Linked DNA regions of Mus musculus: regions 2 and 3 are each linked to region 1. The links are chromatin loops, found by intact Hi-C in ENCODE. Cell type or tissue: heart. All regions are shown on one strand. Region 1 overlaps Aff3 (AF4/FMR2 family, member 3). Region 2 overlaps Aff3 (AF4/FMR2 family, member 3). Region 3 overlaps Aff3 (AF4/FMR2 family, member 3).

Region 1 (8,000 bases):
GGTCGCTACTGGCCGAGCCTATAGCCCCTGTTCTCTAGTTTGTCTCCAAAGGGTAGTGTTACTCTTTAGAAACTGTATCATTTTTTTTAAATCTTCAGAACAGTCCTGAGAGGTACGTGGAACCTTAAAACAAAACAAAACAAAACGATGAACAAACCAAACCATGGGTACATGTTGTGACTCAACCAGGGGCCACATGGAAGCAAGTGGCCTAGCTGTGATCAAACACAGGTCCAACTGTACACTCTGCCATCCTCTCAGTCGATACTGGCTTGGAAATGGTCAGAGACCTCCACCGTAGGCTTGGCCACCTTTCGCATCCTCGATCTTGCTGCTGTAGACATCTTTTTATCCCTGGGAGGTTGCCTGGCAGGGATAGGGAAGAAATTATTGGATGGCTAAATGAATGAATATATGACTGCATGCATGAATGAATGAATACATATATGAATGAATGAATGCACAAATGAGTGAATGAATGCATGGATTAATGAATGCATGAGTGCATGAATGAATGAATGAATACATGTATGAATGAATGCATGCATACATGAATGAATGAATGCCGAACCAAACCAGTGGTTTGTGGTTACAGAGGCAACTCTGGGCTTAAAGTAAAAAATGATTTTCTGAATCTAACTCCATGTCAGTGATAGAGTGCCTTGAAAAGAAGTTGATGCAGAGGGACTCACCATTGGGAGTTCAGGCAGGTACCAGCCTGCTTGAGAGTCAAGCGACATGATCAGCTATTACATGGATAAAACAAGAGAGACACTGAACAATTAATAATAGCAAAATCAGTCCAAGGGTAAGCAAGACAGTCTCAGTAAACTGCTCAATGCTTAAGTTAGAGTAGAGTAAGTTAAGAACCCAGGGACAGGGAGAAGATCCTGCAGTCTCATCAGAAAGTTTCTGGCACCAAGTGAGGTCAGGTGATGAGTGCAGCCCCACCCCCACAGCTGTAGCCCCATCCCCACTCTCATTGCAGTGATTTGTATCATGGCAAGACTTAAAATGTCCCCTTCTTGTCTACTAACGTATTTGGTGAACATTTACAGTTCTGAACCTGAACACTGGGTAAGGCACCATTCAAGGATCAACATACCAAGATCCATCATTTGTGGCTCCCACTCCCAAGGAGCCTGGCATTCGGCAAAGAGAGGATGGTCCGGTGTGTCAGCATGCACAGTGTTCCTCTTGGAACAGTTGTGTGTCAGCATCCTGAGGACCACAGCCATCTCAGCAAGGAAGAAAAGATTCAACATTAGGGCCATACAGAGGGGCTGCCGTCAATAGGATCCCACTTCCTTTCGTGTCCTAAAACTGCTGTCCCTAAAAATCCTACTGAGTGCACCTGGCTTTCTATTAATAGACTCGAGCAACTTCCCTCCACATCTCAGACCCCTGGGACAAACTCTCCGACCCCAGGGCTGATGCTTTCAGCCACTTCAGCAAGGAAAGCCCCCATCAAGCCGTGGGGGAATCGGTGACCTTGGTAGGGTATGTGGAGCAGTCAGAAAAGGGGACCCGATGGGCATTTTAGCTGTGACATGAAGGAAAACTTCATCAGTGCCCGTGACCAGGAGTGGAGCACAAGGACTATCTGTATGAACAGGGTCAGGCTTCAGGGTATCCAGAGAGTGGCTCTGCCCTGTGGGGAGGGAGGGACTAGAAGCAGCTCCACGGGGTCTGAGACACAGAGCAGCACTTTCTTCAACTGCTCTGTCTCCCAAAGGAAGATGTCTTCTTCTACTAATCTTTATTTATTTACTTATTTACTGTTTACATCTTAAACGCTGATCTAGCCTTTTTCTCTCCTAAAACACCAAAGCCAGGATCCTAGATGAGGTCTGCTTGTACCTCTGAGGGGGACCTGGCCTCAGCTTGTGTCTCTACCACCCTCTCACTTCAGCTATCTGGAAGGCTCCTCTGGGTCATTTACTGAAGCTCTTCCCAGAGTAAGGTAATCCTCATTATTTGAAAACCACTGTGTGGGGCCATGTACAGAGCCATAAATGCTAAGTCTCTCTGGTCTATAACAGGGTCCTGTGATATCCATCCATCAGTACTCACAAAGGGAGACCCTCCACCCGCCCTTCTAGATGGAAGCCACATAATTGTCCCTCACGGCCCTCGGGTGGCTATTAGCCCAGTCAGCTGCATTAACACGACATTAACAAGAGGCTAGTGCACAGGCTAGAGAGTCTAGAACTCTGCTTTAACATTCCCCCCAACCCAGTACTAATTTCCACAATAAAATGAAATGGCTCCAGAGAAACCATTGAGTCCTATCAGGTAAATAATACACAGTTTAAAAGGTCCCAGGCATGTATTCACACAACAGAAGAGAGCCAAGGAAGAAGTTAGTCTTCTGAGTAAATAAATAACGGATTGTATAAAGCCACTAATTGCCCTTTACGGTGGTTTAGTGGGTTTGAGAATGCTTGAGAATTAATACAGACTTGCCACCAGATGTCTGTCCAGGGAGGGGTTAGCAAGGAGGGTCCTCTGGGTGAAAGTGCTTTAACGCTTTTAGTTAATGTCCACAATTGCTGAGAGCCCCAGCTCATGGGTGACGTAACTTTGTCTTCTTTAAAGAGAATAATGTGGTGATGACGTCCATGCGGCAGCATGACTGCACTTGATACCACTGAGCAGATGTGTGGAGAATGGTTAAAATAGGTATTATGGACCTTACATAATAGTAATTTAAAAAATCTATAGCTTAACAAAGAAAATGAACAGTTCTGTAGATACAGCCTGAGATCCCTAATCCAAAAATTCTCAGTTGCAAAATGCTCCAAGAGCCAGAACTTCTGGAGCACCAGTTTAACACCAGAACTTCTGGAGCACCGGTTTAACACCACAAGTGGAAGATTGTTTATTAGGAAACCTGGTCTGTGCGTGGCTAAAACATCATCTCAAGTTACCTTCAGAATATGTGTGTAAGGTATATGAGAAACAATTGGTTTTACTGTATTGGGTACACACCACACACACACACACACACACACACACATATACACCACAGACTCTGAAAAGGAACTGAGTCAGAAAGCATTGTCGAGTTGGGAATTTGGGGAAAGCGTTGGTGCTCCAAGAGTTTTGACCAACGTGGCCTTTTCTCCTCCATAGGGCAGGCGATCGGTGTCCTCTCCTGGGTTTGAGGTTCCAAGGTTCCCACCAAAGCACTGTGTACCTCATTCTCAGATAGAGTTAGAAGTGACCCCAGCCTTCTGCACTGGGGATAGAGCAGAGCCAACCCCTCTCCTACTCCCCCAGCCACTGTGACTGTGAAGTAACACAACCAATTGTCACCCTTGTTCAGGTGCATCACTGTGCTCTGAGGACTGTGCAAAGGGAGCAGAGGGAGCCAGGTCCTCACGCCTCAGTGCCAGGGCAGTTAGACCACACTACTCATTTCTACACATTGTCATCCGACACTGCGTCCTCTTCCTATCAAATACATCCTCAGACATTTGCTAAGTTTAAATCCCAGTCCTATACATTATTTTTTGCTTAGTCTTTGTCACTTGGTCAGCATATCCTGTGCCTTTTAACACCCTTGGGGTTGTCCCTTCTAAACCAAGGCTAGTGGATGTTCTGTATGTCTAATGTTTGTAGCCTATTTATTTCTTATTTAACTTGACACAAAACAGTACATGTGGCACTTCAGTGCAAAAGCTGGGGCGGGGGGAAGCTATTGTGTGATTAGCATGTTTTCTGTGTCACAGCTATCTAATGAAAAATAGAGACTTTTTACAATTATATATTTCTGAAAGAGACTTTTGCCTGTACCTTGTTGACAAACTGCTTTGATTACAGACTTACTGTCCCGCCGAGAACGAGTTACTAATTGGTAGTTACTGGGCCAGTTATTTTAGAATGTTTAAACTGACCACTAGTGAGTATGGCAACATACAGTTGCTGCCTGCCTTGAACTTCGGCCTGTGCTATCAGTCTCAGTGACCTTGCTCTGGGAAATTGAGATAAAACCAAAAGAGACCACAGAGTAACATATTATATGGGGGTGTGGGTTCACGTGTGTGTGGAGGCCAGGGGACAACCTCATGAGCTGTCTACCTCTTGTTTAGCGATGAGAATCTCTCACCAGCCTGGGATTCTGTTTGTCTTGGCTGACTGCCCAGCCTCTGGGTTGATTCCCCTGCCTCCCCGGTGCTGAGATAAGAGCTACTCCTGACTTTTTTTGCATGGGTGCTGGGATTTGAATTCACACCTTGAGGCTTACCTGGCAAGCACTTGACCAACTCAGCTATCTTCCCAACTCACCAATTATATATCTAACAAGAAAAGCTTTTTAAATGTTACATCCTAAGTGCACAGGTGGTTTTCTGAACCTGCTGGGGCCACAGCAAGCCAGTTAGAGAAACATCTGGAACGGTATGTTAGCCATTTGATAGTCTGAGGTCATTGGTTTGCATTTGTGTCTTGTTCAAAACTCAAACTACCTAGCTCTTTATAACGGGAGTTTATTTATTTAAATCATGGCCCAGTGCCTTTGGCTTGATTTTGTTTTACATCTCCAAGCCCACAGAGTCTTCTTCTCTGGCTTTACTGGCCTGGCACACAGGACCTTCTCCAGAACTGTCCTTTGGCCAAGTGTCTCTCTGAACTTGAAAATCACACAGCCATGAGACCTGACTGTCCAGCCAGCTGCTACTCTGAACTCAGGGCCTGCCCCTGTCCAAGTCCTCCCCTCCCAAGGACCTGCTCTTTTTCATCCTTTGCTGAGACAGCCTTGGCCGAGCGCTGGCTGTTTGCACTAGCTAGCTAGCCTTTGATGACTGTGATTTGGAGCCACTACAGTGCCCTGCTGCCAGGGAAGGTTAATGTGCTCCCGATGGCTGGGACAGCCTGACCTTTCTCACTTTGCCCAGCTCCCTGCCCTGTGCTGGTTCTTAGGCCAGTGTCTGGCAGCCACATCATGTCCTCACCCTGGCAAGCAACATACAGTCTCTGGGCAGCATATGTCCCTTCAGGATACACCACGCAGAGTATATTCCAGATGTTTTAGAACAACCATCTGATCTACCAAATTCCAAGTACATTTCTCGGCCTTGCCCCTTGGACTCACTACAATTATTCTGTCTTCTTTTGCATAGTATTCTGCTCTTTATCCCTCTCATCGTGAGAGAGGGAATCAATCCAGTGTGACTGTGCTCACTGTAGTCAGTTCAGCTAAAACGTTGAAACAGGCTTGCTTAACCAAGGCCATGGCCCCTGTTAAATATCACAGGCCAGGTCAGCCTGCTTGCTGGCCCTGGTGTAGCAAATCAAATAGTGCTTTCTGAAGACCTGCCTGGGCTGAGTCGGAGACCCTGCCGCTCCCCAACACTGCCTCTTCTTGGCTTTGTTCCCCCTGTTCACAGCCAGGGAGTCAGCGAGCCACTTGAGGTCACAGCTCTTCATCTTTCAATGGAGACAAGTCTCCCCTGTTCAGCTTGCCTGATCCTAGACCTAAGAGGAGCCAAGGCAAATAACACCACTCCATGAGCACTGCAAATTGAGGTGTTAGTCACTGGAGAGAGCATACGAAGGAGCGCCAGGTTTTCTTTGAGTCACTGTCCTAGCTATTTTATGTAATTGTGAAAGGACACGAGTTCCTGTGTGCAAGAAAAGATGGGCACAAAGCACATTGTTAACTCTCCCTCTCTGGATGGTAGGTTACCTCTGACCTCCTGGGGGGCCATACTGGCTGAATGTCTCAGGGCCTATGCGTGGGCACCTTCCTGTCACCATGCCATGTCATCAACAGACAGCCTTCTGCGGCATGCATTAGTGTCCAAATCTTGCATATGGGAAACTGAAGCTTCAAATTGTTGAGTCACTTGCCACCCAAAGTTAATGGACACAGAAAGGGGTGGTGCCTACTGGGTCCACAGTTTGCAGGGGATATGTGGCCCTGGACTGGGAAGGTCTGCCTCACCACAGGCTGGTTGCCCGGGGTTCGGGTTCCTCTCCACCCTACTTAATCTCTTAAAACAATGCATATTTCAGCTCTCCTTGAATCACACACAACACATGCCTGGGTGCTTCACACGGGGACGAGGGCTGCTCCATTCTCTGCCCCAGAAGATATAGTCAGCTGGAGATTTATGTGGTACAACGTGCCTCTCCTAGCCTTGTTACATCCAAGCAAGCAGGTGCAGGAATGTCAGCTATCTTCCCATGCTCTAAGCTTAAAGTAGAAGATGACGAAGCATTTGAAAGGGGAATTGGTTGGACTCAGACAGATTTAGATAGGGGAGGAAGAAGATGCAAGCCAGTACTGTTTCCTAAGATTTCTATTCCTTGGAGAATTTTCTTCTTCCAGCTGGCTGGAGACCTAGGATCTATTCACTGGTACTCTGAAAGGAAAGAAATTGTATTCAAATATACATCATGTTTTCTAAATGTGCACACACCCATGTATCATTGCTTTGGAGACCAGCCATGCCAACTTTCTTGCCCTAGCAAAATGAGGCGAAGCTTCAGAGTGGTGGAAACCCCATAGCTCCTTGGATATCTCAGGTCAGTAATAAGAGCTCAGCCAACATTGTTTCCTAGGTCCCTTTCAAGCCTTGGCTCTGTCATAGGCCCATTTTGTGATTTAGCCACAGAACTATTCATTCTTTCATACGTAGCCACACACACACACACACACACACACACACACACACACACACCGTATTCCTTCAGCCTGGAATGCTTTCCCTTCCCTGACTCCATCCTGCCACTTCCTCCAACCTACTTGGAAACCTTCCCAAGCTTCAGCTTAGATACCCTTCCCATAGTCAGCCCTCCTTTTTTGGCCATCCATCCACACTTGTCCTTCGGTGGTACTCACCCCTGTGAGATCAAGCAGCTTTCCACAGGTGACAAGTTTCAGGAAATACACGTCAAATCTGGGCACATCCGGCACAGCCTGATGTGTAGCCTGGATACTGATGACTGACTTGATTTCTCGGTGGCTTTTCCCGCCCTGGCAGAGGGGAAGGTCGCAACTCCCTCTGTCCACCTTGCAACAGTGTGTCAGACATTGCGAGAGATTATTGGAGGGGGAAGAGAGCTTTGTCAGAGGGAAGAGTAGCAACTCCCTCTGTCCACCTTGCAACAGTGTTGCAGACATTGGGAGAGATTATTGTGCGTGCGTGCGTGCGTGCCTGCGTGCGTGCCTGCGTGCGTGCCTGCGTAGGGGTGAGCTTTGTAAAGCTAAAGCTGACCAAAACTTGTTTCCTAGTAACAGGGCCGCTACCTAGCAGCACCACCTAAACAGCTTAGTCTTAACTGGCGATAAAAGGCAGAGTCGAGCACCTGCTCCTCCTCTGCTCTTAATTCTTTACCTCCAAGCTAGGAGCAACCTAACTATAAGTAATTAGAGAAGGTTCAAAGTAGCAGTCATAGTAAATAGCGTCGTGGAAAAGAAGTCACTAAACTGGCTATTTCCATCCAGAATTCTCTTAATTACATGAAGCTCCAGCTCATTTAAGCCCCACCTCCAGGGAGACTTTAATCTTCCAACTGAAGCCATATTGGTTACCTGGAGACTGTCCAGCATGTTTTCCTTACTTAAAGGTAGCAGCAGTCAAGGAGATCAGGAGCTGGCAAATGATAGACAAGAACTGGACCTGGATCCCTCCGGAGACTGTGGTGTGTGTGTCTCATGAAGCTCAGCACCCTTGGCTTCTGTGGTTCTGAAAGATGTAGTAGCCACATGTAACTCCGTGCACCCAGACTCATGCCTCTGCTCTCGTGTAAGTTTAAGACGGCATCTCCTCTGCTGGGTAAACCAGTGTGAGATGACACAGCATGAGGAGTGCTTGGTTTTTCAAAACGTGCACCAACTGTTGGCAAGGCTGTAGAGAAATCGGAGCCCTCGTGCCTTGACTGTGACATTCCCAGTGGTACGACTGCTGAAGTATGATGACTTCTCAAGTTTAAAAACAAACAACAAAAAAAAAAAAAAAAAAAAAAAAAAAAAAACTGTCCTCTAGTACTGT
Region 2 (8,000 bases), 79 kb before region 1:
GAAAAGTGTTCATTAGGGTGCAAATCCCCGAACTTATTTCCCGGAGCGGTGCGATCATCAATATATTGATAGAACACTGAAAACCCCACAGATGGATGATTAGAATTAATTAAGAAGTTTTAACAAACTATTGAGAAACATTACAGGTGACCTAGCATCAGGGATGGGCATTTGAAGGTACAGGTTAGCATTCTTTACACATTGAACTGTAGATTCGGTACAGTGCCCATCAAGTTTCAAACTTCCGCATATATGGAAGTCTGCAAGCTGGGCCTCGAATTTATAGAGCAAAAGATGAGTGTGGTAAGACTTTACAGGCAGAACGAAGTTTGAACCTTGTTGTATCAGTATTGAAAGCAAAGCTTCATAATGAAAGTAGCCAGGGAAGGTGGGTGACGGACCATGAGTCCATGGGAACTGGAGTCCCACTGAGGCTAATACTGTAGGTCAGAAGCTCACAGAACACCTCTGTAGCAAGAGGCTATGCACATCCTGGTGGCCGATTATAAGAAGCCTGCTCTTGAGCGTCAACAGCAAGACTCAGAGGACCATGGAACTGCAGTACAGTTCCATTCGTATAAAGTGAGAAACCGCAATGACCAGGGAATGTGTCCCTGGTGGTCTATCTATCCAGAAAGGAGCAGGAAGGTTGAACTAGAATCTTCTTTCTAGCTACTTGACAGCAGGTCAGGAAAGAGGATTGAACCCACTGGAGGCCCTCTGGAGGATCTAGACCATTCGTTACTGTTTGTTTCCCACCTGGAAGGTGTTTCCATAGTTCATTTTAATTTTTAAAAACTTTTTACTGTTCCCAAATCATTTACCTATGCATTTTATGTGCATTAATTCACATAAATTAAATAAAGTAAATTCACATACTGTTTAGCAATCTTTTAGGAAGATTGGCCTGGCCTTTACTTGAGCATAACTGACCCATGGAGCAGTGGAATGAAAGAGTGACAAGCATTTGGCACAAATTCGCAAGCGTTGACCTCCTTCTGCATGGGTCAGCCCTCACTGCCCTGTTCGTTATTATCTAATACTCATATTAGACTCTAAGTGCTCATGATTGCTTTGTAATTTCTCTAATTGACCTATAAGCAAATCCAATAATTCCTTAATTTGTATTAACAACGGTGGTTTGTTAATGATTATGATTGAACAGAATATGACTATTTTAAATTTTAACAGCGTAAAAGGAGAGATCTAGCTGCTTAGAGCTGAGAAAGAAAGGGAGGGAGGAAAGGAGCCGTGAGTGAGCCTCCTCAATGTGCTTTGTATAAAAACAGAAGCTGAGGAGCTGCGGAGGGGGCTCAGCCGTAAGAACACTTGCTTGTTCCCAGCACCCACGCAGCAGCTAACAACTGTCCTTATCCACTTCCAAGAGAGCTGATGCACTTTTCCCTAGAGCCACCTCACTCCTTTGATGCACAGATGTGCAAGCAGGCAAAACATTCACACACATGAAATAAAAACACAGAATTATTCTTAAAAGAAGCAGATTAGTCAAGAAGTAGAAGATTATGTTCTGTCTTTTCTTTGGAGGAGATAAATCTTTGACTTTGTTTTTAATGTGAGAAATTAAAGATTAAATATACTTACAGTCATGAATACATACACGAAATGCTAAAAGTAAAGACTGAATTAGGGAAAATTACGGAGGGAGAGTTTATTACATGAATGGGAGTAGATGTTATCTAAGGCAGATACATTGTTTAGAGTAGTAATTGCAGGGTAACAAGTAACAGAAGCGGGTGAAGTCACTGCTGCTTGCCCAAATGCACTTGAACTACACGTGACTACAATTGTGGGAAGTGTCACAGGATGGCTGAGTCTTCTTTTGAGAGAAATCTCAGCATACTGCGTGTCTATTGGGGTGGGGGTGCGAACCTTTTCCAGTATTTTAGTAATTTTGGTAACATTTCAGTTAAAAAATTCAAAACCAAGGCACAGTTTATCACAGTCTTGCTAGATGCCGCTCACCCGCTGGCATTTGCTGTATATTGTGCTTTTTCATTATTTTTAAACTTTTCATACAGTGTGTTTTGAGCGTTTTCATCCTGCCCCACCCCCAGTCCTCTCAGACCTTCCCTTCCTCCCTCTCCAGCCGACTACATGTCCAAAATAAAAAGCTAAGACATCAAACCAGAACAACAACAGGGCATAGAAAGCCATGGACTCCACGGGTCGATTTGGTTCCCTTTCCAAACTCTTCTTTGTCAGGAAGGTTGTTCCCATGAAACCCAGCAGGGCACTCGCTATCTCGAAAGGAATGGGAATCAGATTATTTTTTATCTTTACCTCTACCAGGCAGAATACCAGGCACACAGGAGCCCTCAGTGTGTGTAATCACTTATAAAGGAAGCTTTATCATGTTTTAAATGACCCGCTGGGTGATCGATCTGTTTCATGCCTCAACTCTACCCATCTCTATAGTGACTGTACCTTAAAAGTTCTAAGCTGCACTCGGCCCATTTACTTCCATTTTAGTGACTGCATCAGAAGGCATTTGTGACACTGAAAACGTGTATCATACATACATAATATATGATAGGTGGGTGGATCAGTGGAGAAGGAAGGAAGATATATAGAAATGATAGAGAAATAATCTATAGATAACAGATTATAGATAGTAGATTCATAGATAATATCTATAAGTAATAGATACATAGAGATTATCTATAGACATAGATAATCTGTAGATAATAGACTATCTATGTGTATAGATAATCTAGATAATAGAGAGATTATAGTTAATAGATGCATAGATTATAGATAATAGGTAGGTAGATAGATGATAGATGGATGGATGGATAGATAGATAGATAGATAGATAGATAGATAGATGACTCAGTGAATAAAAGTGTTTCTTACCAAGCCTGGTGACCTGTATTCAGTGCCTGAGATCTACCATACAACCGAGATGATAGGAGAGAACCAACTCCCAGAGATTGTCCTCAGACATACTTGCTATGGTATGCATGCCTCACCCTCATGGGGCACACACACACACACACACACACACACACACACACGTGATAGATAGATTAATATCTTTATATACATTTGCATATATCCGGATGCATTTTCACAGATATCTGCACGATGCTTTCTGTGACTCATTTCCCTCTTTCCTCTCTGAAATTCTATTCCCCTGTGCAAAATGACCGACCTGTACATCTTCTGCCTTACTTTTTAATGAGCAATGCAGATTCCCCCCCAAAGAGAGTGGTGGCATCCAAGAGCTAATGTAAGGTGACTCCCATGAGTCCTTTCTGTGGGGCACAAGCAGCCACCTGCAAACTCCTGATCCTGAGGCTTTCTGACTGCCCTTTGTCGCTTTCCCTGGAGGCCTGGTTGAAGCGGTGATGATTCTCAGTAGCTCGTGCCCTGAACATTTCAAATTGACTTCAGAAATTGCATCACCTAAATTCTCAAAGACGTTGGGGGTTTAATTTGCTTGATGCTCCCTCTCCCCCCCCCCCCCAAAAAAAAAAGACAAGAAAAAGAAAAATGAAAAGAAACTGCAATTCCTGTCTCAATCTGGGCCTTGCTTCTCCCCAGAAAGTGCCAGTCCCTTTGGCACCGAGGTTGCCGAGAACACCCACTATCGGACTTCTCCTGTGCATGTCCCATTTGGCCCCATGTTATCTCTCCTATTCGTCCAAACCTCTTCTGTTTGCCCTGTTGCCACAACATAAATGCTGCTAAGAGCAGAGATAATGAGCTGCGGCTTTGTGCCCATGCTGAAGCCAGTCCACAACACCTCCAGTCCCTGGACCCCATGTGCAATCCAACCTGGATCCTCTCAGCCTGGCTCCTTGGCAGGATTATTGGTCAAGGTAAAACATTCACGGAGATGCCCGATCGAGGTCTTTCTTTATCTTCTAATGATTCCCTGTTTTCTGACTGGAACAGTTGGGAATGTTTACTGTCTAGTACTGCTGATCCTGTCTGATATCCTCCACTGTGATGGTGCCTCAGTGTTACTGTTGGCAGCTGTTCCCTGGGAACAGTAACCCATTTCTCTAAACTTGGGGGAGGGAGGAGAGTCCATGTATATAAGCATTAAACCTTTAATTCTATCTTACATAACACAGGTGCCACGGTTGTATTTTGGGATTTTGGCAGGAATGGTGGTGGTTCTGGGAATAGGAATCTGGAAAGGGCTAAATTAGGTTGTTTTCCAGCATACAGGCCCCTTGACCAGTCCTTACATGTCTCCTAAATGAGCATACCACAGTTCCGCCCAGAAGATGCAATGTAATGTAAAACTCGGTGTGTTAGAGCAAGCCAGTCTGTCGTGTTTGCTTTTATCTGAACATGTTTCACCTGGGTTGGGCACCAACTAGTCACGTAGGTATTGTGGCTTTTTTTTTCCTTCTTAATGAATGGGATTTGGACTGAGTGGCTGGCTGCCTCTTCTGAGTGTTCTAGCACAATATAGACACCACAGTTAAATCTGAGCTTTGTGTATATAACTTGTCTTTTCTTCCTCAAAATTGTTTAATCTCCTTCAAGCAGCTACAGAGTAGGCTTTTGAGCTCAGTTTGGACAGATAAGTTCATTGTGTATTCCAGAAGGTTGTTCCCAAAGCGATATGACCACAAGCCAGGGTGGATAGAAGACAAGTGATATCACCGTCCAGTGTTTGGGTAGAAGGGGCTAAGCAGAAGCAAAGGATGCTGGGAGGTGTTAGGCCTACCATGAATGTAAGGAAGCTTAGCTGCTGCCACTGGCTTATCTCCTGCACCTCAACCCTTCCTGTTGGGTTGGCGCTGTAGAGCCCTCTGTAGCAATACCATAGCATGAGCAGCCCTTCCCTTCCATTGCCAGAAAACCAGAAGAGCTCCTTACAAAATGAGGGTGCACATTTCAAACTGCCCGTTGGTCCAGGATTAAGTATTACCTTATGCCTGTTTGAAAAGAATCTGGACTGCTTCCAAACTCCTAAAACTAAATCCAATAGCCACGTCGCATAGAAATGTTCATTCACTTGCCTCTCCGATGGTCAGAAGGGATTTCTGGTTTATATCGTGTTCTGCTTTTATTGGGAGCCCCAAAACCTGCTGCCAGAGTTGTCCAGGGGATAAAATTCTTAAACATCTCATGACAATGGCATCACGGTTTTGTGAAATTCTCTCCAGGTTCTAATTCAGCCTGACCCCGTTTGGCTCGTGTTAGCAGAAGGGATCAAAGTTGAGCATGCCTTGGATGTGCAGCGCTAATGAGTTCATTTCCTTCAACTTTCTGTAAAACATAGTGGAGAGAAACTGATTCCATTGTAAGATATTCATCTTCTGGCACGGTCTGCACTCCATGTCTCTGCTTGTTTGCAAATAGCTCCTTGGTACCTTCTCAGGGCCCCGTGCCTGGGCAATTGTATTGCCAAAGCGAAACCGTTTTTTTTTTTTTTTTTTTTTTTTTCACATTCGGTTCTCAAACAATAAAAGATGTTTAAAAGCCTCCTGCTGCACACTTTGAAAGCTTGTTAATAGGAGCATAGAAGTATGTTTAGTCTTACATCTTAAAAACTCTGAAACTGATGTTGGTGTTTTTTGTTTTTTTTTTGTTTTTTTAAGAGAAAGCTGATGCGGAGCCAGGGAGTCCAGACAATGGCGCATCGAACACTTCGTAAGTGTCTTTCCAGTTCCTCTCTGAGATGACTGTTCTTTAATATGCCTTATAAAATGAAACAGTGCAAGTATCGTGTAATAGTGGTAATCAGAGTGGAAAGGAGGCCCACAGATCTCTCTTTTCATGATAATGCCTTTTTAAATGCTTTCGGGTACAGACGCATTTTGAGGTTTTTCCTGCTTTAGCATAGAAAAGGGATCTTGCAAATGCAAATGTTCCTCTTTATAAAGTAGAAATATAATTAGACTAGAGAGTGCTGGGGAGAATGGAGATGAGCCCTTTAAAATTTGGCTGGAGACTTTTAACACTGACATAAGATTTGCAGAACTTTTCACATGTGCTTGGGGGACATTCTGTCCTGCATGCCACATACTGTGAAGTGCCCAAGTCCCTTAAAAAGCCTGCCTGCCATCCGCAGTCCCACCTCCGAAATATGTGACAAACCCAACTATAAATATCACCGAGATCCCAAGAGTTCATTGATGTCTTTAAGTAAAGCGTTTTTTAAAGATGAGAAAAGACACTTAGAAGGTACCTGTCCCTCCTTCTTACATTACAATCTTTTTTCCCTCAGACTTGAAAGAACATAAGTATGTTTTTAATGGTTAATATGATATCTAATTCAGGTACCAGAGCTCAGTCAGTTAAACACTTGCTGGGGCATGTGGTACAAGCGTATGCTTATTATCCCAACACTGGGAAGGCAGTGTTAGGCAGATCCGTGGGGCTCAGCAGCCAGCCATTCTAGCCTACTTGGTGAGTTCCAGGCCACTGAGTCCATGCCCAGTGTCAAATAATAATGTTATTAATTATTGTTATCATCATCATCATCATCTCATATACCAATGCTCAACACCACTGAAGCACAAACCAACACTGACTGTTTAATCATGATCTATCATAGGCTTCTGCATTAAAATGTTTAATTTTATTACTTTTGAAGACTGGAACATGTTTTATTATAGAAGTGACTTTGTGATTGTCTCTGTTTCTGGATCAGTGTTCTCAGTGGTACATGAAGTGTCCCTCATTTGCAGTCATAGTCTACAGTATCGTGTCATGTTCTTATTTTGTCCGAGATCTCTTTCCGTCTATAGAATGGCTCTGCCTTCCACAAAGTGGCTGGATGTTGTATCTCTATAGGTTGTGTTCCTCGGGATATCCCTTTAAAGTTCTGATGGCTTTCCTTGTGTTTTCTCAGAAATAATAAACATGACAGTCCTAAATGATTAAATGTTGCTAATTTTAAATTGTGCCTCAGAATATAATGGGGAAAGAGTTTTAATGCCATCTGGAGGCACTCTAAAGAACTGGAAAGGGTAGAGTCTCTGAAGAAGTTAGTCATTTTGCTTACCATTTGGACTAGATAAAAATGTATACAGCTAGAGGGTAAGCCGTTGGTAAGCTAGTTGTGTTTCAGTCATTCTTTGATAAGAGGATTGATTATTATGAAAGCAGCAGTCTTTGAAATGCCTAACAAATTTTCATCTGTCTCGTTTCACAGACAGATAAAAAGAGCATCGGAAATGTGTTGGGAAACCATCAGAATGTTGTACTTAACTTTACATATTTTAAAGTCTCACTCACCAGACACCAGCCTGACTCATGCAATTTGACGTGCTGCTAGTGATCCCCTCTTCCTTCCGTTATATTTCTATAACATCCACTCCCTGAAATGTTGGTTTCCGCTCCTTCCCCAGAGCCTTATTTCTTCTAATGTATAAAAATTAAGTAGGTTATGCAAGGCATTAAGTTTAAGCCCTCTGGTGGTATCAGTTCCTCGGTACCCCCTCTACCTTCCTCTGTCGTCTGTGTCATGGTTGCCACTCAAGTCACAGGAAACAGAGAGCTGGGTTTACAAGGCTCTCTTAAAAGAGGGGCACTGTGGGCCTGGAGTCTCTTGGAGCGCTTTCCTGACCTTCTGTTACACTCAGGCAAGAGGAACACTGTGGTGGGGAACTTAAGACTCCCGTGCCTTAGACATTTTTGTATGCAATATTATATAGGCCTATTCGTGTCTATGTATATACTTACTGTGCTTACATACACAAGCACATGCATACCCAATACACAAATATATGCATATATCCCTCATTTGAGTTTACAGGTATAAGCAGGGACACTCTCCCCACATGACACACTATGTATGAGAAATCTGAGGGTCAGAAAGGCTGTCGTATTTAAAGGTGAAGTCAAAACCTATCTTAGGAACGTATAGTCTTGAGACAAAGTCGGGTGTGAATTGGAAGGAAAATTTAAGACGTTGAACAACTTTTTGTTGGAGAGGCATGCCCATTATGGGCTACTGTTATAAAATATCACAGACTAGATGACTTAACCCAATAGAGAAATGCATTTCCCAC
Region 3 (8,000 bases), 130 kb before region 1:
GAAGTCGCTGGGTTTAGTTATCAGACCACAGTCCGTTCAGACTCATGATCCTGTGAAGGGAAATGAACTGCCTGACTCCCGACAGTCGCCTGAGATGACTCTGGGCTGTGGTACGCAGGGACAGGTCCAAGCAGAACCTTGAAGTTGGTCTGGGTTGAAAAGAAATAGAGCAAGAGTTTGGAAAGACCTAGGTAGCTGGGATTGACAACAGGAGACAAAATGACAGTGTTCACAGGAAGAGCCAAAAAGTCTACATGGTATGTGTGTGGTGGGGATGGGGGTGGGGGTCCTTCTATCTGTCTGAGTGCTAATCCTTGCATGCAAAATGTAAAATTCCATAGGCCCTAGAAGTAAAATATTACCATGAAGCCACGAGCTAAGTAATTCCCAGTACTAAAATACAGCAGAGGTACATTTAAATTTTCACAGGCTGTAATGGAAAGACCTCATTAAAAACCTACAGCAGACTTGCAAAGGAGCTAAAACACCCAAGAGTCAAGGGATTGGTTCCACCCTAACAAACTGAAGTATAAGGTATAAGTTAACAACTGGATATGTATATATGAGGATGACATAATCAGAACATTACCTTTTATGCTACAGAAATTCATCAAAAAATGTAAAAAGAGCACCCTACTCTACAAGTAAACTAATTTTCCCAACTTCATCAATACCTAAAGAAAAAAGGGGTTTACCAGCCTAGCACCCATGGTATTAGTAAGTGGGCAACCCGAATGCTGACAGACAAGAAGACCAAGCCTGTGACCCATCACAAAAAGAGAACTGGCCAATGAGAAGATAAACAGAAATGGAAGAAAAAAAATGATGGGCTAAAGCTTCACCGTGGGCTAGAGTATTCTCCTCCATATAAAAGGTTAGATGCACAGAGCAGTGAAGGCCATTAAATTTCTACAAAGCAGATCTTTAGAGCTAAGAAAATACCTAATTTGACATTCTAAATGTACTCTATGGGTGCACTAATGCACTGCCATTCCTTAGTACCATTGGGCTAGGAGGGGATGGGAGGGTTCGAAGACTGAAAAAATACAGTTCAGCAAAACAAAAGCAAGAAGCAAGATGACCAAAATGCAATTAATATGAGTTAAAAATTGTAAATTGCAAATACCACTGATAGGAAAATCTAGAGAAAAGCAGGTTTGGTTGTTGTTGTTTTTGTTGCTGTTGTTGTTGGATATGATACAAACAGTGGTATAGTGGGCTGTATGTTTGAAGTAGGAAAGAAAACCCTAGACATCTAAACCCATCAAAAACAGCTTTCAAAAATAAATGCAAATTAGTTCATCTACAAATAACAAGAAAATTCATTGAAACAAATGGAACAAAATAAATAAGAATTGTCGTACATTAGTCGGGGCGAATGGAAACTGTGTCTCCATAAAATGAACATTCTGGAAATGGTGAATGTTATTTTTCCTAGTTTTAATTTTATTTTAAATAACCGATAGCCTAGAGCAAAAAGAGAGGAAGCCACGGCTGAGGGGAGAGAACTGAAGTCACGAGAGTTCTAAAGCTGTCCGCACACAGGTTTGTGCTTCTACTTAGGGCACACAGAATGTGCGAAGTCACCATAGGGACACCCAGGGAAATCAGCAGGACAGCAGATCAGCCAGAAACCTAGAAAATGTATAGGAAAGAGCGATCAGGCTGACCCTAAAAAGAAGACAGAGAACTCGGAGAAAAAAATGTAAACCAATATCAAAGAAGTAAGCTTACATTCTATCATTTTATAATTACTTTAAAGAAAAGCTTATCTAGGCACTACTTAAAAGTTTAAGGTTATTAAAGTGGCTATAACAATTCAGAGGCAGACAGTATGCTGCCTATATGCTTTGAAAATAAATCAAGGTTTCCAAAGCAAAAGACTTAAAACTTCATGCACATGCTAATCTAAAGAAAACGAGGATGGAAGGCGTTGTCTTTATAATTGAATCCAAGACAAATATTGTCAGGAATTTGGAGGAAAAGTTTAAAATAATAAGAATTGTGTAACCAGTCATTGGAATTATGTAACAACCTTTATAAACCTTTCATAAAATAAAGGAACCTTTTATGACATGGTATAAACTGTAGAAATAGCAAGAGAAACAACCTGGCAGTTTTAGTTGGAGATTTCAGTATTCTTTTCTCATCGTTGACAGAAAAAAAAAAATTTTTAGTAGGATCACAGAAGACCTTAAATCTCAAGCAAAGGAGTTGACATGATGAGCCCTGCACCCAGTAGCAGCAGGTTAGTGGCTTCATTGAGCGACCTTAGCACATCCCATTGGGCAGTTCAGCACTCAGTGGTTTTTGTCAAGTATGCATGGCACAATTGGTAAACTAGACTGTTTGGTGTTCACAACACACCTCCCTACATTAGAAGGTTCTGAAGAACAGAAAAATATGTTCTCTGGTCAAAATGATATTAACTCGGAAACAAAAAGGAAAGAGATGACTGGGAAACTCCCAGTGTTGGAAGGTTCAGTCCCATGATTCTGCATAATTCAAAAAAGAAACCAGAGAAATTGAAGTGTATGCAGGGCTTGCTGACAGCATGCCTGTCACATTCAGTTCACACAAGTGTGTGGAAAGTATAGACACAAGGTTCAGAACAGGAAAGGAGAAACCTTCGAAAGACGAACTTCATCAACAGGTTCGCTGTCTTAGGCTCCGGCACCACAGATGAGTTTCGAAGGCCGATCCCAGATGTTAGCTGTCTAAGTTCAAGCAAGATATAATCTTTGGGCCCTGCTTCCTTGGTGTGTGAAAATGTTTTTGAGGTTCATCTGTGTTGCTCATATCTTGGTCCATCCTTTTTAATGTTAAGAAGGATCCCATTGAATGTGTCTACCAATAATAGGCTTCTCCATTATTTGTTTGTCAAAGGATAGTCTGAGTTTTCACTTTCAGGCTTTGTAAATCTGCTGTTGTGTGCAAATCTTCGCATAGTTGTATGTTTTCATTTATCTACGCTAAACAGAACTGCTGGCTCATGTGTCTATCAAGGAGTCAGCCTTGACGCTATTAACATTTTGAGTTTAGGTAATTTCCTGCTGCAGGGACAATTCCAGGGACTGTAAGATTGTGGCAGCACCTTTGACCTTTACCCACTAAGACGGCAAATAGTATCTCTTTAGCTGTGACTAGTAAAATGTTTCCCAGAGTTGAGACAGTTTGTCAAATTCAGTAGCTACTTAATGGATATCATTGCTTAAGTTACAAAAGCGAACAGTGCTCTTTAGGAGAGTCACCACAGATGTGTCTATGAACCCCTTCACTGGGTAAAGGGAATTCAGATCTCATCCATCCAGAGGTTCTGTGTCTTTCATTCAAAACTTCAAAGCACTGCTCCTATGTGGTTTGGGTAGTGTAAGGTAGCCTTGTTAGCAAATTGTTGCAAATTGATTGCAGTCGTAACAGTAGTTACCACATAGTTCTCCACCAGGTTGTAAAACTTCTTGAGGCCCTGCCTTTACCATACAAGCTTCAAGACTCTGGTGTTGCTGTAAAACTCCCTCCCTTTTCTGTGCTGTGTACACGTTTTCAGATGAGAAACATCAACTTGCAGTATTTCGAGGGCAGTTGGTAAATGCTTGAGTAGTCATTTTGATGGAAGAATTTATCACAGGCGGGAGAGGTCTGCACGGGAGCGTGTGGGTTTTCTGATGAGCAATCACTTTGCATTTATTTTTGCAGGAGCCGCCATCCACGGTCTAATTTAGGTATCATCACTAGAGTCCATGCCTGTGTAATTTTGGCTGGCTCTACATCGCCTTCATTGTTGGAAGTAGTTGACAGATTCTGTAATGTGCTTTAAAATGCAGAGAGCATCATTTTGTAGCTCTCAGCTAATTTGCCTCTGCTATGGTTGTTTCCTTTTCCAGCAGGCCTTGAGAAAGTATGGGAAAGATTCTGTTAGCAGTGGGACATGTCCTGCAAGCAGTGTCCCTCCTCATACAGTGAAGGCTTCCCCTGACACACCCTGCCCATGCTCACTATCACTTTCTCCTCATGCCAGATAGGTGGCACTCGTGCAGGCTAACACACGAGATAGTTTGAGATTGGCCTGGTCCTGGTTCTGAGAGAGGTTAGCCATTTTGTTCTGATGATATTTGCTTGCTTTTTACAGTCTGTAGAAATGCAGACATTACCAGTCACCTAATTGGCAACAACTTCTTACAGAAGTTATGGCAAGCCTTTTAAAGGAAGGACATTTTATAAATGTAATCTAGTCTTGTTCTGTCTTCTAATTACAGAAAATCTGGGATGGGTCCAGGAGGAAGCTTAGAGATAGGGAGTGAATTCAGGGGCTGGCAGGAGCAGAGCTGGTCCATAACTAAGCAAACAGGCTGCCTCACCTCCCACTGAACTCCAGGGTTATTTCTCTTCTGCCAAAACAGCCTCCACCCAACTTTGAAACCCAGCCTAATGGTGTCTAGAGAGAACTGTGTAGTCTTCCTCTGCAGGTTGCACATCCCAGAGAATTGCTAAATGATTTGTTTCTGCAACAGAGATGTGTGGCCTGTCTGTGGACAGCAAGAGCAAGCGGGAGCTGAGTGTGCAAAACATGTTGCCTTGAAGCCCTGGGAGCCAAGGAGCAAAGCCACAAGGTTTTCCCTGCAGACAGAGCAGAATACTTCCTTCCCACAGCATGTTCAGATGCACGTTGGTGTCAGTGCCTTGTGAGGGAGGATGGCTGTCTGCACGGGGCAGCCTTGGGAGAACCCCACATCACCTTTCCCTTGTCCTTTACCTCTGTCCTTCAGCCTAGTGCTGACCGGACTCTGATGTAAGGGTTGAGTTTGCAAGCATTTTGCTAATCATGACCCAACAAAGCACTTCTGGCTTCGGTCAGAGTGAGTGGGGTGTGAGCCAGCACCCGGCCATGGCCTCTCCTTGCCATCTGTGATTTAGAGCAAAATCTTTGAGAGAAGTGTAACTGCCTGAATTACTGCTCTTTTATATGTTTTTAAATGAGAATGGAAAGGCCAAGGGCCCTTTTTTCCTCATTTAATACTATTAAATCATCATTAAATCTTGAACTGAACACTGCTGATTTTAATGATGCCCTCAAGTACCCATCCTGGTGCTTGACTGTGTTAATATTGTTGTATATATGGATACAATAAATAATGCCTAGCTAAGATGGTATGAGGAGCATGGCTGTGTGTATCAATAAAAGCAGTCGTACTAACGAGACCAAGTGTCAGGAACAGATGGCGTGGCGGGAACCCGGCCATTGCGGTGCGAGTTCGACAGAGTTCCATGGCAGGTTGAGTCCCACCCTAAAACCAGCCTGAATCCTCTAAATATTTTATAGCAAATTGGAATGGAAGGATTAATTCGAGGTTCTGGTTTATTTTTTCATTATCTGGCTTTGGCTTTATAGCACTGCGTCATAAAGCAGCTCGGTGTCTATTCCGTTGAGTGGCTACATGCCCCTGGCATCTGGGCAGCCATGGTTATCGGCTGGCTGATTCCCCACTACAGCAATCTGCTGAACAAAGACAAAGGATGTGGGAAATGCTGGTCTGAAAACCCTGTTGTTGCTTTAAAGTTGGCCTGTTACTCTAGCTGAGTTCTCAGGACTCTCTCCGTAGCTTTAGGACTTTGTCAACCTATAATTGAAGTAATCACAATCATGTAGGCCACCATTTTCATGAGGAGTATCTTCAAAACTTTGCCTAATAGCTTCAAACCCTAGATATCCTGGTTTTGTCTTAATGATACATACCTAAGATAAAATTGGGTTCATAAATTAGGCATGGCAAGGGATTAACCATATTGATGATGAAATAGAGCAATTATACTATAATAAAACTTCTGAAGAACTTAGGAATCATTTGTCTTTAGAATTCTCTATTGATAGATTCAGATTGCAGTTGACCATGGATCACCAAAGTCAAGGGCAAAGGGTGGGTGGGGCCTGCAGAACAGTGAATTGCTGCACTGGTGTGTGTGTGTGTGTGTGTGTGTGTGTGTGTGTGTGTGTGTGTTAGGATTGACATCTCATGGGACCAGCCATCTCATGAATCATATCCAATCTGCAGTATATGGTAGCATTTCAGGAGAACGCCATTACTGCCTCTCTATTATCGCTCTATTATCTGTCCTCATTTACATGTGAGGAAACAGAGCCTTGGACAGGAGATAACTTTTCCAAGGCACTGAGCAAAACTGACAGAAATGATTCCAAACACTCCGGGTGAGTTAAGGAGTTTGAGTCCCACCCGTGCCTTGGCACAGACATCAGTGCTGTGCACAGAGTGTGCAAAGCTGAGGTAGAAATCCCTGAGGAAATCCGTGGGAGGTTGGTCAGAGACTATGCAAATGGGGTGCCTTGTTCCAAAACCTCAGTTCTTCATAGATAACTGGAAAGCTTACATAGATCCCGTCCCCAGGAATTGCTGGAGCTCATGGGAAGACTTGGAAGCCTCCTGAGGTTTTCCCATGGATTCAGGAGAACAAGAGCGAGCAGGAAAGCCTTTCATCCCACTCTGCTTTGTGTGACTTTTAAAGATCTGCTGGAACATGGAAGAGAATTAAAAATATCCCCCATTTTATTGCCGCCCTGGGCCCTCTGATAAGATTCCATTGTAAAAGCAAAGAGGGAAAGGAGAGAGTAAGGCTGGATCTTCCGTGTTTAGGAATTTTAACCTTGACAGCTAATTTTTTAGAGGTTTGGAGATAGTGTTTGGGCCAGAGCTATCTACATAAATCTTACCTTGATGGTGTGTTTCAAATTTAGGGTTGGTCATTTAGTTTGAATGTAGTACCAGCATATCCATGTGAAATCTCACTGCGACTCCACAAATGTAATTCCCCACACAGGCTTCCTATTACGCAGTCTCCTGTAGATTAGAAAAAGGCATGAAATAGCCCCAAGCTGACAAAAAGCAAGAAAGTCAATACAGGGCCTTCAGCCTCCTGAGCTCACCCTGATCCTGCCTTTTCCGTGGCTCTGGATGCTACAGTGCTTTCCTGGACTTCATCCATATGATAAAGTGTGACTTACAAGTTGGGCACCGTATGCCCTTAACAACCTTGGCTGCCATGGTAAAGGCAGGTCCATAAAGGAGAATAAGATACTTAAACCTAAGCAGAGACCACTGTGCATAAACACTCAAGATACGGCCCAGGAGACTACATTTCATATTGTCTTAATAAGTAACTGCGAGGCTAAATTGAGGAATGAAGAATGAAAGAAAGAAAGAAAGAAAGAAAGAAAGAAAGAAAGAAAGAAAGAAAGAAAGAAAGAGGGAGGGAGGGAGGGAGGGAGGGAGGGAGGGAGGGAGGGAGGGAGGGAAGGAAGGAAGGAAGGAAGGAAGGAAGAAAGAAAGAAAGAAAGAAAGAAAGAAAGAAAGAAAGAAAGAAAGAAAACAGCAATAACAAATTTGCAAAGAAGAAAACACAGATTTCTTGTCACATTTTTACAAATGTGTAAACTCTGGTACCTTCGATAAGAAGGGCAGCCTGAAGAACCTGGGCTAGGTTTTAGGACCGTTATATCTGTCTTATGTTTCTTACTCTCCATCCCCAACAAAAAGTGGCTAAGAGCATTGAAGCCCACATTATTCAACAAAAGAAAATTGTTCCTGTGTTAAAATCTTTTTGGTTTTGTTTGTTTGTTTGTTTGTTTGTTTCGAGACAGGGTTTCTCTGTGTAGCCCTGGCTGTCCTGGAACTCACTCTGTAGACCAGGCTGGCCTCGAACTCAGAAATCCGCCTGCCTTTGCCTCCCATATTCAGTGATAAAGGAGCACACAACGCTTCCTTTGCCTAAGGGTCACCCTTTGCTCTGGTTTCTTTATGGATCCCATGGAGAGGAAGTCCCAGGTCTGGGCTAAGCATCTCGGTTCAGTGCTATGATTTCTGCAGGCCCTGTGGATGCTCCTCCAAACTCAGAGCGTGCGTGAGTTTGACAGAGATTTTTTTTTATTCAGAAATAGACACACAGATCCCAAGACCCGGTGAATGTTCCACGGTGACCTTGGGTGCCGG

Evidence for each region. Peaks named below come from ENCODE experiments on the same cell type or tissue, not always from the same donor. Only the 100,000 strongest peaks of a DNase experiment are listed, where the experiment ranks them.
Region 2: a loop joins it to region 1, with 2.2 times the contacts of the local background. A loop is called at or near these places in 2 of 42 quality-filtered maps.
Region 3: a loop joins it to region 1, with 1.8 times the contacts of the local background. A loop is called at or near these places in 2 of 42 quality-filtered maps.

Annotation. Positions count from the first base shown.
Region 1 is chr1:38,238,815-38,246,814 of GRCm38, reverse strand. The region is part of intron 10 of Aff3 (AF4/FMR2 family, member 3); the gene reads left to right. Gm16150 (a long non-coding RNA gene) reads right to left here. Exons shown (of 4, transcript XR_865363.3): 1 at 6,848-8,000; 2 at 1,106-1,238; 3 at 693-746; 4 at 1-366. Among named protein-coding and RNA genes, the nearest start is that of Gm16150, 24 kb to the right of the region's middle. In heart, no CTCF peak of the experiment used is centred here; DNase peaks (open chromatin) are centred at 4,804, 5,354, 5,764, 6,054 and 1 weaker place; H3K27ac peaks cover 214 bases.
Region 2 is chr1:38,317,746-38,325,745 of GRCm38, reverse strand. It overlaps Aff3 (AF4/FMR2 family, member 3), which reads left to right. Exons shown (of 22, transcript NM_001290814.1): 8 at 5,583-5,634. Among named protein-coding and RNA genes, the nearest start is that of Gm16150, 100 kb to the right of the region's middle. In heart, a CTCF peak has its summit at 6,935 (motif pointing left); a DNase peak (open chromatin) is centred at 3,705.
Region 3 is chr1:38,365,069-38,373,068 of GRCm38, reverse strand. The region is part of intron 5 of Aff3 (AF4/FMR2 family, member 3); the gene reads left to right. Among named protein-coding and RNA genes, the nearest start is that of Gm16150, 150 kb to the right of the region's middle. In heart, a CTCF peak has its summit at 4,026; no DNase peak of the experiment used is centred here.